Linked DNA regions of Homo sapiens: region 2 is linked to region 1. A link is a loop called in an ENCODE intact Hi-C map of the cell type or tissue named here. Cell type or tissue: K562. All regions are shown on one strand. Each heading gives the region's core, and the rest is flanking DNA. Links, peaks and the distances in the headings are about the cores only.

Region 1 (5,381 bases), core at 126-5,125:
AATTGCACCACCCAGATAGTTTGACCTTGAGTCAAGGGAGCCAGCCTTTGAACCCTGGTAGGTGAATTCTGGGCTGCCCTGGGAGGTGGGGGGATGGGCAAGCGGCCCCCATTGAGCTGAGAAGCTGGGATGCCTAAGTAACTGGAGGATGAGTGCATTGACAGTGTCCACTACAGATACACACCTATATGTTCAGATACATATTTATACCCATATTTGCATATATATGCACATATTCATATATATAAATATATATCATGCAGGAATAGATCCATGCACTCACACAGTCATATTTACATACATGCAAATAAACACATGTAACTAACACAGATCCACACACACACATTGGCTCACACAAATCTATCTCATATGCAATTCATCACACATTGATCGGAGATAAACATTGAATATACTCTCCTGATGTGGATGGACCTCGACTCTAAGGACAAGTTTGCTGCTTAGGCAAATTACACCACGGCTTTGGCAAATAGGCATTTGGAAAATGTGTTCAGAAAAATATGGTATCACTCAAAACCCAAGCGTAAGTGAGGAGGGGATCCTGAGCTGCTGGGGCCTATTAGCTCCCAGCTTGGACAGGTCAAATTCGTGTTTCCAATAAAGACCAGAGGTCTTTTCCTTGCAGCTGGGTTAGTTTTTTCAAACCTCCTGACCATACCTCGAGATTACTCACACCTGTGCCTCACCCAGTTGAGAACTATCTCGTGCCGCTTAGTATCAGAATGCTTAACTTGGCATGAAGCAGGAAAACAGCACTTGGGGAAGCCATTGGTGGGAGGCCCATCACTGCCATCGTCAGAGCACGGGGTGATTCAAGGAAACCAGGCAGCTGCTATTCCTTTGTCTCCAAACACCGTGGGGGTTGTCTGCTGCAACCTTTGGTGAGCTCCTGAGCTGCAGTCCATTGAGGAAGGTGACAGTATCATTTGCAAGTTTCACCTCGCTGGGTACAGGGGCTTTTTGCCCAGATAAGAAATGCCCCTAGGCAGGAGGAAGAGAAACAGACTGAGTAGCCCAGGCCAGTTACTTAGCCAGTTACTAAGGCAGATGGAGCCCTCCCAAGCCCCCACTCAAACAAAACAAAACAAAATAAAACAAAAAAAAAGCCTCTTTGCTGAGAATCTCTCTGCAAAGCATGCCAACAGTTTTTATAACTGGTTTCCTATGCTCCTGGGCCAAAAAAGAGAATAGTCTTTTAATGAAATTGCTTTTTTTTAAAAAAGCAAGAAATGCCAGAGAGAAGTAAAGCGCATGACTTACTGGGAGAACTCTAAATTCAGTTATGGCTTAAGAAACAAGTTAATACTCCATTTTTGTGTTTGTGTGTGTGTGTGTGTGTTATTGTTGTTGAGATCCCATTTCCAATGCATTTACAATAAATACTAATGCCCACCCCTTATGCAGAACTAGAGTGAAAAAGAGCTGAAACTCACCAATAAACCCAAGAAAGCCTTTAGGACACAGATTCCCAGAAATGCCATCAGACAGAACAAGCAGTGGGGGAAATAAGCAAAGCAAAGGTGGCACACAGAAAAACATGATTAAAAGAGAAAGAAGAATTAAGACCTGGGGGAGGGAGCAAAAATGACTTTCTTATTATTATTATTTATTTACTTATTATTTATTTTTAGGTACACAGGGAAGTGTGTCTTCTCCCATGTCAAGAAGAAGTGGCCTTTCCAGGAATGGAGCTATTGAGCTGAAATGGCTGCCACTGCGCGTACACACACACACGCGCACACACACACACACACACACACCTCCCTTCCAGTTCCAGCTGACGGTGACTTTTTGACTGGTAACCATAAAAGAATTCATTCAAAAGGGCAGTTGTTCCCAGCAGCCAGTGAGGTCCTTCCTGCATTCGTTGTCTTGGAGAAGGAGGCACATAACAAAATAGAAACCAAAATGGGAAGGAAAAGAGAAAGAAAGTGAAATTCCTGGTCTTTGTTGTATGTATCCCCTTGCTTTTTAGATAAATTATCAGGGGTTTAAACACACACTCTCTCCCCTCCCTCCTCCCACTTCACACACACTAGATTGTTCTTGTCTGTTTGCAAACAGTCCAGAAGCACTGGGGTCTCATTAAATTAGATTCTAAGTGTCTTAAAGAATTAGATTTCAAGAAACCAAGAATCTGTGTCCTTTCCCTTCTCAGAGTGCCTGGAAGGGTGCAGATTTCTCCAATCTGAATCTGACAATGTTATTTCTTATGTCAGATAATCCCAAGTAGATCTTATACCTTAAAAAAATAAAATCAGCTACACTACCTACCTTACAGGGAAGGAAAAAGAACTAATTCCAATTATTAACTAACCCAAGATACAAACACAGGGGAAACTAGGGAATGTGCTTTGCAGCAATGTAAGATTATAGGGGTTGGTTTTAACCATCCTTTGAATGTCCCTCTTTAAGCCTTTTTAAAGGGCAATTTTGCACGGTGAGTAGAATTAGGCTTCTCCGTGGTCAAGATTTTGTTCACTCTATCAGTGCAAATTAAGTGGCACCGGCCCACTGGAAATTATAGTCTCCATTAGGAAGAAAAGAAATTACTTACCGAGCAGCAAATTCTCTAAATTTGTAATTCAGATCTTTAGTGCAGAATGCCGGTCAGGATCCAGCCCTTTGCATAAATTGGTTTTCTGGGGAGTTTAACCCCTTAGCCTCTGTTGCCCTTTTCTTGAATGGCATTCACGCAACCCTCTCCATCTCCTGGCCCTTTAACTGGCCCCGGCAGAAGTTGCAGTCCACAATTTCACAGAAGTAAGGATAATACATTATCACACATTACCGTTTATAAAGTGCTCTGGGTACAATCTGTAATTTAAAGCTGTATTTCCCTCACTGAACTTAAGTGCTTCCTTTGTTACATTTCATTACCGGGGGACTGGCATGCACCTGTATAGATTTTTTTTTTTTTTTTCATTTTTTGTTTTGTTTTGTTTTTCCAAATAAGCACTTCTTGACAAAATGGCCCCCAGCTGCACTTCTGCTAATGACAGCCATGGAAGGGCTGGTTCCTTACGTGATCTACTCTCTCAGAAGCTTGCTTTTGTCAAAATGCAGCCACGTGGGGGAGCTGCAGGACCTGGGGTTTTACAATGCCTAGCCCTTTTTCCCTGATTGCCTAACCGGGAAACTGGGCCAAAGCAGCCTGAGAGTGTATTTGTTGATTAACTTCTAGAAAGCAGTCAAGTTTAATTAGGAGAACTAGAACGAGAAAGCTGAACTGGGCAAGTCAGTTGCCTTCTATGATTCTCAGTCCTCCAAATGAAGATAAGGTTGGTTGGTTTGTGTTTCCATCCTTATCTGCTCTATCTTGGAAGAAGCTCAAGGAAGATTGTGTGATTGCAAAACGTTTCAGTTGGTGTCATTGCAATGCATTTAAGTAATCCTTACTGGCCCATCCTGCTCCACAAAGCAGCCTTACCTCTCATCTTCTCCACTCCCAACTAAAGAGCAAGTGATTTAAACTCTGAGTGTCCTCCCTCAACAATGGGCTAATAATAGAGCCTACTCGTGGAGTTGCTGCCAGCATGCAGTGAGATGGTGCATACCAAACATTTAGTGCAGTGGCTGGCACATTGTAAGCACTTAGGAAAGGCAAGCTATTCTATCATGGGGAACTTTTAGCACCAAGTAACAGAAAACCCCTACTTGAATTGGCAGATAATCGTAACAATAAGGGTATTTATCATTTCATATAATAGGTGTTGTATAACATCTTTGGCTTTGATTCTCTGAGACTCTCTTCCAGCTAACAACGATAATGAGGAAATGTATCGTTTCATATAACTGGTGTTAAGTCTCATAGCCTGGCTCTGGTTCTCTGACACTCCATTCTGCCATGTTCCATGGGTTGACTTCATCCTAAAACTGTGCTGAATGATGGATGCAGTTCCAGGCAAGGGGATTATGGGAATACCATAATCAGTTTCAATGAATCATTTTGGTGAAATCATGTTGAGAAGGCAATACAATGATACAGTAGACAGTAAAGCCATTATTGGTATCAGTGGCTTTAAGGCTAACCATTCCCCAAACTAACTGTGTCCCTTCAATTCACACCCATGGGATTTGTGTAATGACGGCCCCCACCTTCCAAAGCAGTGCCACTAGAATGTGAACTTATCAAGATCTGAACCTTCTTGTCTTGCTCATTCATTGTTCTATTGTCAGTGTCTAGCACAATGCCTGGACATGGTAGATACTCAACAAATATTGGTTGAATGGATAAATTGCTAAACAAATATCCTGTGGCCACACCCATTGTGGATTGCCTTATCCTCTAGTGTGAATTTGTTTTAGCTCTGAATGTCTGATCACCCTAACCAGACATCTACCCTTCCCAGGTAACCAGCCCAGTGGTTCTAAAAGTACAGTCCCAGGACCAGCAGCCTCAGCACCACCTGAGAACATGTTAGGAATGCAAACTCTCAAGCCCCACTCCATACCCGCAGAATCAAAAACTCTTGGGGTGGGACCCAGTAACCTGTGTTTTAGCAGCCTCTCAGGAGGTTCCAATGAAGGAGAAAATTTGAAAACCACTGGTCCAGGTAGAGCTACCACTTCACTGAGCATCAACAGCATGTTTGGTCCAAAGACTGGCCCTGAAGATGCTTAGATAAAAAAAGCTAACATTGAACCTCACTATATGCCAGGTATTGTGTGTCACATGACTTAACTTTGTTCACTGCTTATTTGGCAGCTGAGGAAACTAAGGCTCACAGAGAAAAAAACAACTTTGCCCAAGAACACACATGGCAGAGCCAAGGTTGAAATCCAACCTAAGTACATAAAAGCTTGCTTTCATGTCTGTGGGAGAGACAGGCAGGCAAAAAGATAATAATAATACAATGTAAGAGAAGCAAATGCAGGGTGTCATGGGACTCAGGGGAAGGCACTGGCGCAAGACCACAGTGGGTGGAGGTTGGCCACTTTGGGGAGGTGACAGTTGAGTTAACTCACACAGAATGAATAAGCGTTGGACAAAAGGGCTCCCAGAAGAACAGCAAGTGCAAGAGCCCAGGGTCCACAGAGAGAATGGCAGGTAGCTTAGCATGGCTGAAGTGAGACTGTGAGGAGAACGGATAAGAGGATGGAAGCTGGGGAGGTGGCACAGATGGATCTCAAGGACTTGGAGTAAAAAGTCCATAGTAACGAGTTTAAATTGTCTCTTGACGGCAATGGGGAGCCATGGAAGATATTTGAGCTGGAGGGTAACATAGATTTATATTTTGGCTGCAGGTAGGATCTAATACAAAAGCAATTCAACTAATATTCACTAAGTGACCTGAGTTATCTGTGAGATATTTATTATAAGGTGTTAAACTTCTTTGAAGATTGTAAGAAAGAGATAAAAC
Region 2 (5,381 bases), core at 273-5,272, 730 kb after region 1:
AGAGCCCCCCCATCAAGCCTGAAGACCTGAAGCTTTAAGTGGGAACAGGCATTTCTGTTCTTACACCCAAAGTGTTGCTTTTTGGTCCTCCATATCCCCCATCCTGTAGTCGTATAAACCCCAAACCCCAGGCTCCAAAAGCAGATGAGGAGACAAGGAGACAAGCAGATGGACGATGGAATGGCACGGCAGAGAAAGAGAGAAGGAACGTCTGAATGCTGACAGGAATTCATGTGGAAACGGTTGGAGTTGAGTTCAGCCACTGGACAGCCAAACTCCAGGGGAAGATCATTTCCCCACTCCATCCCCCTCCCAACTCCTCATCCAGCCCACTGAGAGCCACCTCCACCGCTCGATAAAATCCCTCATTCATCCTTCAAGCCCACATGTGGCCCGATTTTCCCTTGGATGCTGGGCAAAAGCTTGGGATACAGAAAGCTGTCACATTGGCTCTCTGCTCTTGCAAAAAGGCAGAGGGTCCATTGAGCTGGTTAACGCTCTAGCCATCCGTGGATGGCAGGGCTAAAACGGCACACTGCAACACACACCCACTCGGGCTCCTGCACCTGTCTGTCTGCGTGCTCCCCCACCCCTCAGGGGTTTGAGCAGTGGCAACGACCCAACAGGCAAGCCACACCCCTGTCTCACGTCCTGCGACGGGGATCTGGGAACTCTCCCGTTTCATTATTAATTTGCTTCTTTCCGACTTAACGCTACATCAAGGCAATGTTTCCAAATTGAAACGCATTTGTAGAGGGGGCCATCTTCTTCCTTTCCCCAAGTGGTTGCCACTGCCTAGGAAGTAGGTACTTCTGCTCTCCTGGAAGAACAGGGAAGAATCTGTCGTCTTCTCTGTGCCATCCCGGTGAGAGCCTGCTGTGCAACAGGGTCCATGCGTTCAAAGCCATTGTTCAGTTTTCACATCTGCAGGTTCCACGTATGCACTGTTCTTCAAGCTTTCCCAGAAGCACAAGGGGAAGTGTTAGGAGGCCCATTTCAGTTCAGCTCGGCTCCAAACCAGCTTCTCCCCAAGCAAAGCAGCTGATTCCATTCTGACTCAGGCATTCACTTTTTGATTGATTTGGAAGTAGAATGGGAGGGCTCTCTGATTAGCACTCTTAAAACCTCAGCAGGGTAGGGCCACCTGTCAGTATCTTTTTTACGGCTAGATAGTATTGATATATCCTAATTCATTTAACTAGACCTCTAATGATGGGCGTTTAAATGCCTTTCATGATTTCATTGCCCCAAACAGCTCTGATAAAATGGGCCAGCCCATGAGTCCCTCTGCACTGCACAGTAGAGTACTGGGAGGAGAACTGGGTGTTAAATTATATGTGCATTTTGGCAGCGCACAGTGGCTCATGCCTGTAATCCCAGCACTTTGGGAGGCTGAGGCAGGTGGATTACCTGAGGTCAGGAGTTCGAGACAGCCTGACCAACATGGTGAAACCCCATCTCTACTAAAAATACAAAAATTAGCCAGGCATGGTTGCGCATGCCTGTAATCCCAGCTACTCAGGAGGCTGAGTCAGGAGAATCACTTGAACCTTGGAGACGGAGATTGCAGTGATGGCACCACTGCATTCTAGCCTGGGTGACAGAGTGAGACTCCATCTCCGAAAAAAAAAATGTGCATATTTGCATTTTAAATACAGCCGTCATGGTTGTTTTGGAAATGTCTTTTTCACATGCAAAGAAGCTGATTTTATGCCAAGTCAAAATGGGTAGGTGGAACAAGTGAAAGGTGTGTCCTGGTAGAGGCAAAGCTCTTAGGAAAGAGTAAGCAATGCATACTTGGAAACCTAGAGGCTCTCTGGGATCAGCTGCAGAGCAGTAAGGGGGCCCAGAGACGCCCAGAGCTGTCTGCTGAGCAGCACCACCTACTGTGTTTCTGGCATAAGGAAATAAAACAAACACACCTTTGTGGTAGCACTGCACAGTGGTTACAGGGCGTGGGGGTGAGGTTCTAGAATTTACCACTTTCTAGCTGTATGACCTTCAAAGAGTTAGTTAACTGCTCTGAGCTCATTTTCTCGACTGTAAAATGAGGAGAACAGCAATTCCAACCTACAGGATTGTTGGCGACCTTAAATGAGAAAGTCCAAGTGCACTGCTTTGACACACAGACCGCCTCACACCTGGTAAGCGATCCGTACGTGTTGGGAGTCATTATCAAGTCAAGCAGGATGTGGGTGGGAAATGTGCTCTCGGAGGGTTTGATGCAAGTTACAATACTTGGGGAGTGCTTGATTTCCAGCTTCCTCATTCACAAATCAGGGTTACACCTCTTACTACAAAGAACTGATCCAGGATTAAATGAGAAACAAGAGCTGATGCCTGGCACAGGGCAGGCAACAGTAGCTGTGAGCTCCCTGTCTTCTCCATTTCTGTATCTACCAAAGGGAGGAACAGTCCAGGGTGAGGAACAGCCAGCCTGTGTGATCCCTGCTCACTAGCGCCACCAGTGGGTTTGTGAAGAGAAAAGACATTAGGGTGGTCTTCATCTTGATTTAAGGTTGCATTTATTTATTTATTACTTATGCTAGAGGCTTACATTCTCCAAAGAAATTGGTCTTAGGGCGAATGCGATTTACCATCAGCTAAAGGGGAAATGGTGGTAGAACTGTCATGCCAACAAGGTCAAAGATATTTGCATCTATGTTGTTTTATTGATTTTTTGACTTGATTCTCCAGTGAAGAGTAATAATAGCAATTAGTAGAACTACAGGAGGCTGGACATGGTGGCTCCTGCCTGTCATCCCAGCACTTTGGGAGGCAGAGGCAGGGGGATTGCTTGAAACCAGGAGTTTGAGACCAGCCTGGACAACATAGGAAGACCTCATTTATCAAAAAAAAAAAAAAAAAAAAAAAGTAAAACAATGTATCTGGGCACGATGGTGCATGCCTGTAGCCCTAACTATTATACTAGGGAAGTTAGGATAGGAAGATTGCTTGAGCCCAGGAGCCCAGGGCTGCAGTAAGCTATGACAGTGCCACTGCACTCCAGCCTGGGCAGGAGGGCAAGACCCCATCTCTAAAATAAATAAAAAAATAAAATAAAAAAGAAGAGCTGCAGCCCCAAATCTGTGATCTGGAAAGGTTTTCAGAGTCTAAGTTATAAAAGTGGGATTTAGGGTGCTCATCTCTAAAGATGTGGCTGTGGACAAAACTGGGGTCAGATAGGCCTCTGCAGCCATGTCCCTACAAGTGAGAGCCAGGGTAGGGGCAAGATGGGCAGCTGAGGGCATCTCCTCTCTACTGACCTCCTGCTTCTGGGGCCTTATTGCTGCTTCTTGCCACCAAACTTCAGGGCTTCAGAACACACCTGATTGGAGAGGGAACCTGTCACTCCTGCCTGATTTTTAACTACAGCAAAATAAGATGTTAAGTGCCCCCCACCCCTGAAAAAAACAACAACTCCCCTCTGTGATTTCTCTGATCTCATTATTGGTGCTCGTGGATTTCTCAGCCCTCAGCCCTCCAATTTCCCTCTCTTCCTTCTCACTGCCTTTACTAGGGCAGCAGCCAGTGGTTGTGGCATGCTTGAATTTCAAACAGGGCAGGCTGAAACAGGAACAACTGTATGTTTATTAGGGCATCATTATCCCTCTGAACTGCATCATTTATATCCCTGGGAAGAGACCACGCCAGGTCAGGAGCAACAGTTTGAGTCGATAATTTGTCAGGTTGAGCAGGTGGTAAGGGGTGGCATAAGAAATCACCTGAAAGGCACCGCAAACTGAAATGGATGGAGGTGGAAGAGTAATAAGAAAGTGATCAGTGAATCCACAAACAAGCACAGATAAATCAAACAGCACCAGGTGGATGGGAGCAAAATAGGAGAGATTCAAATTAGCAAGACTTGAACCTTATCAAGGGAAGGTTAGGAATTCACCCTCAGTCACCGTTACCCACCAGGGCTGGAGAAATGCCCACAAGAAAATGAATCTTTCCAGGGCAGGGAGCTGGAGTGGAAGAGATTTCCTAGAGAGTATCAATTTGGATTATAAAAATCCCAAGGTCTCGTGCTCTGACAGTGTGAAAGGTAGAAAAATGGACCAGACTTCTTGCAACTGCCACTACCCGTGGAGTGCTTGATACTCTTCAAATGTTTTTACATTCACAGAGGGTATACAGTGTTCAAAAAAGCAAGGGGATGAAAGACCCAGATGCAAAGCCTTGAAGAGGTAAGTGTTTCGGCCAAATACCCATGACCTTGGTGGCTCATAGATGAAATCTTTTCCCTTCTCTATTTGTTTTAACCCTTTGACCAAGTTTAGTCCTGAGTGTTAGAGTCAGAAAAGTAAAAGCAAGGGCTGAGGAACAAAAATCATTATCCTCATCATCGTGTTTATTATTTAGTAATAATGGCTACTGTACTCGGGGGCCTGTTTTGTGCCAGGGACTGTGCTGGCACATTTAGACCCTAACCTCTTTTAATCCTCACAGCAATCATATGTGGTGACTGCTATGTGTGTCTTTATTTATTATTATTTTTTATTTAATTTTTTTGAGACGGCGTCTGGCTCTGCCGTCAGGCTGGAGTGCAGCGGTGCAATGTTGGCTCACTGCAACCTCTGACTCCCAGGTTCAAACGATTCTCCTGCCTCAGCCTCCTGAGTAGCTGGGATTACAGGCTCGTGCCACCACACCTGGCTAATTTTTGTATTTTTAGTAGAGACGGGGTTTCACCACTTTGGTAAGGCTGGTCTCAAACTCCTGACCTCGTGATCCACCCGCCTTGGCCTCTCAAAGTGCTAGGATTACAGGTGTGAGCCACCGTGCCCGGCCCATATGTCTTTATTTTTCAGATAAGGGAACTAAGCCTTAAAGAATGTAAATGGCTTCACCAGGCTCACAGCTCATAAGTTATAGCATCACGATCAGTGCTCAGGATTATCTGAACCTAAAGCTCACACTGCACTGATCACCATGCCTTCTACAAGTGTTACTGAATATTTTTTAGAAGCAGATGAAGGCATTGAGAGGGAGCAGGAGGAGTATTCATTCCCAGGGACCCTCCAATTCCCAAACACACCCATGAGTCTATTCCATAAAAATTGTGGACAAGTATCAGGTTCAGGTAAATATGCTCGGATCTCATGTCTAGGAAAAACCTGTAGGTAAAGGCCTAACCCTGCAAAATGGACAGTGCGGCTGCATATTCACAAAAGAAGGAAGATGTAGATCTTTTTATACGAGTTTTAAAAAGACCCAGGATAGTTTTCTTAACATTTGGAACTTCCTTTGTGCATATCAAATGTGTTTCAAGTCACAAATAGTTGGTTTCAGCTCAATGCAGAAAGAATATGTACATTTTGCACAGAGTAAAGTACACCTGTTTGGAAATATTTTCTGTCTTCTGAATTTAAATGAAG

What was found. A loop is a pair of places that touch in the nucleus more often than their neighbours do. Peaks named below come from ENCODE experiments on the same cell type or tissue, not always from the same donor. Only the 100,000 strongest peaks of a DNase experiment are listed, where the experiment ranks them.
Region 2: it touches region 1 in a loop (3-fold over the local background); 7 of 110 quality-filtered maps call a loop at or near these places.

Annotation. Positions count from the first base shown.
Region 1 is chr20:53,937,793-53,943,173 of GRCh38, reverse strand. It overlaps BCAS1-AS1 (BCAS1 antisense RNA 1), which reads right to left. Exons shown (of 5, transcript NR_199019.1): 3 at 2,576-2,742; 4 at 1,779-1,889; 5 at 1-999. Among named protein-coding and RNA genes, the nearest start is that of BCAS1-AS1, 25 kb to the right of the region's middle. RefSeq lists a silencer at 4,110-4,404. In K562, for the core only: a CTCF peak has its summit at 3,091 (motif pointing right); a DNase peak (open chromatin) is centred at 3,073.
Region 2 is chr20:53,205,352-53,210,732 of GRCh38, reverse strand. All of the region lies in intron 1 of TSHZ2 (teashirt zinc finger homeobox 2), which reads right to left. Among named protein-coding and RNA genes, the nearest start is that of TSHZ2, 240 kb to the right of the region's middle. In K562, for the core only: a CTCF peak has its summit at 2,467; a DNase peak (open chromatin) is centred at 2,432; H3K27me3 peaks cover 604 bases.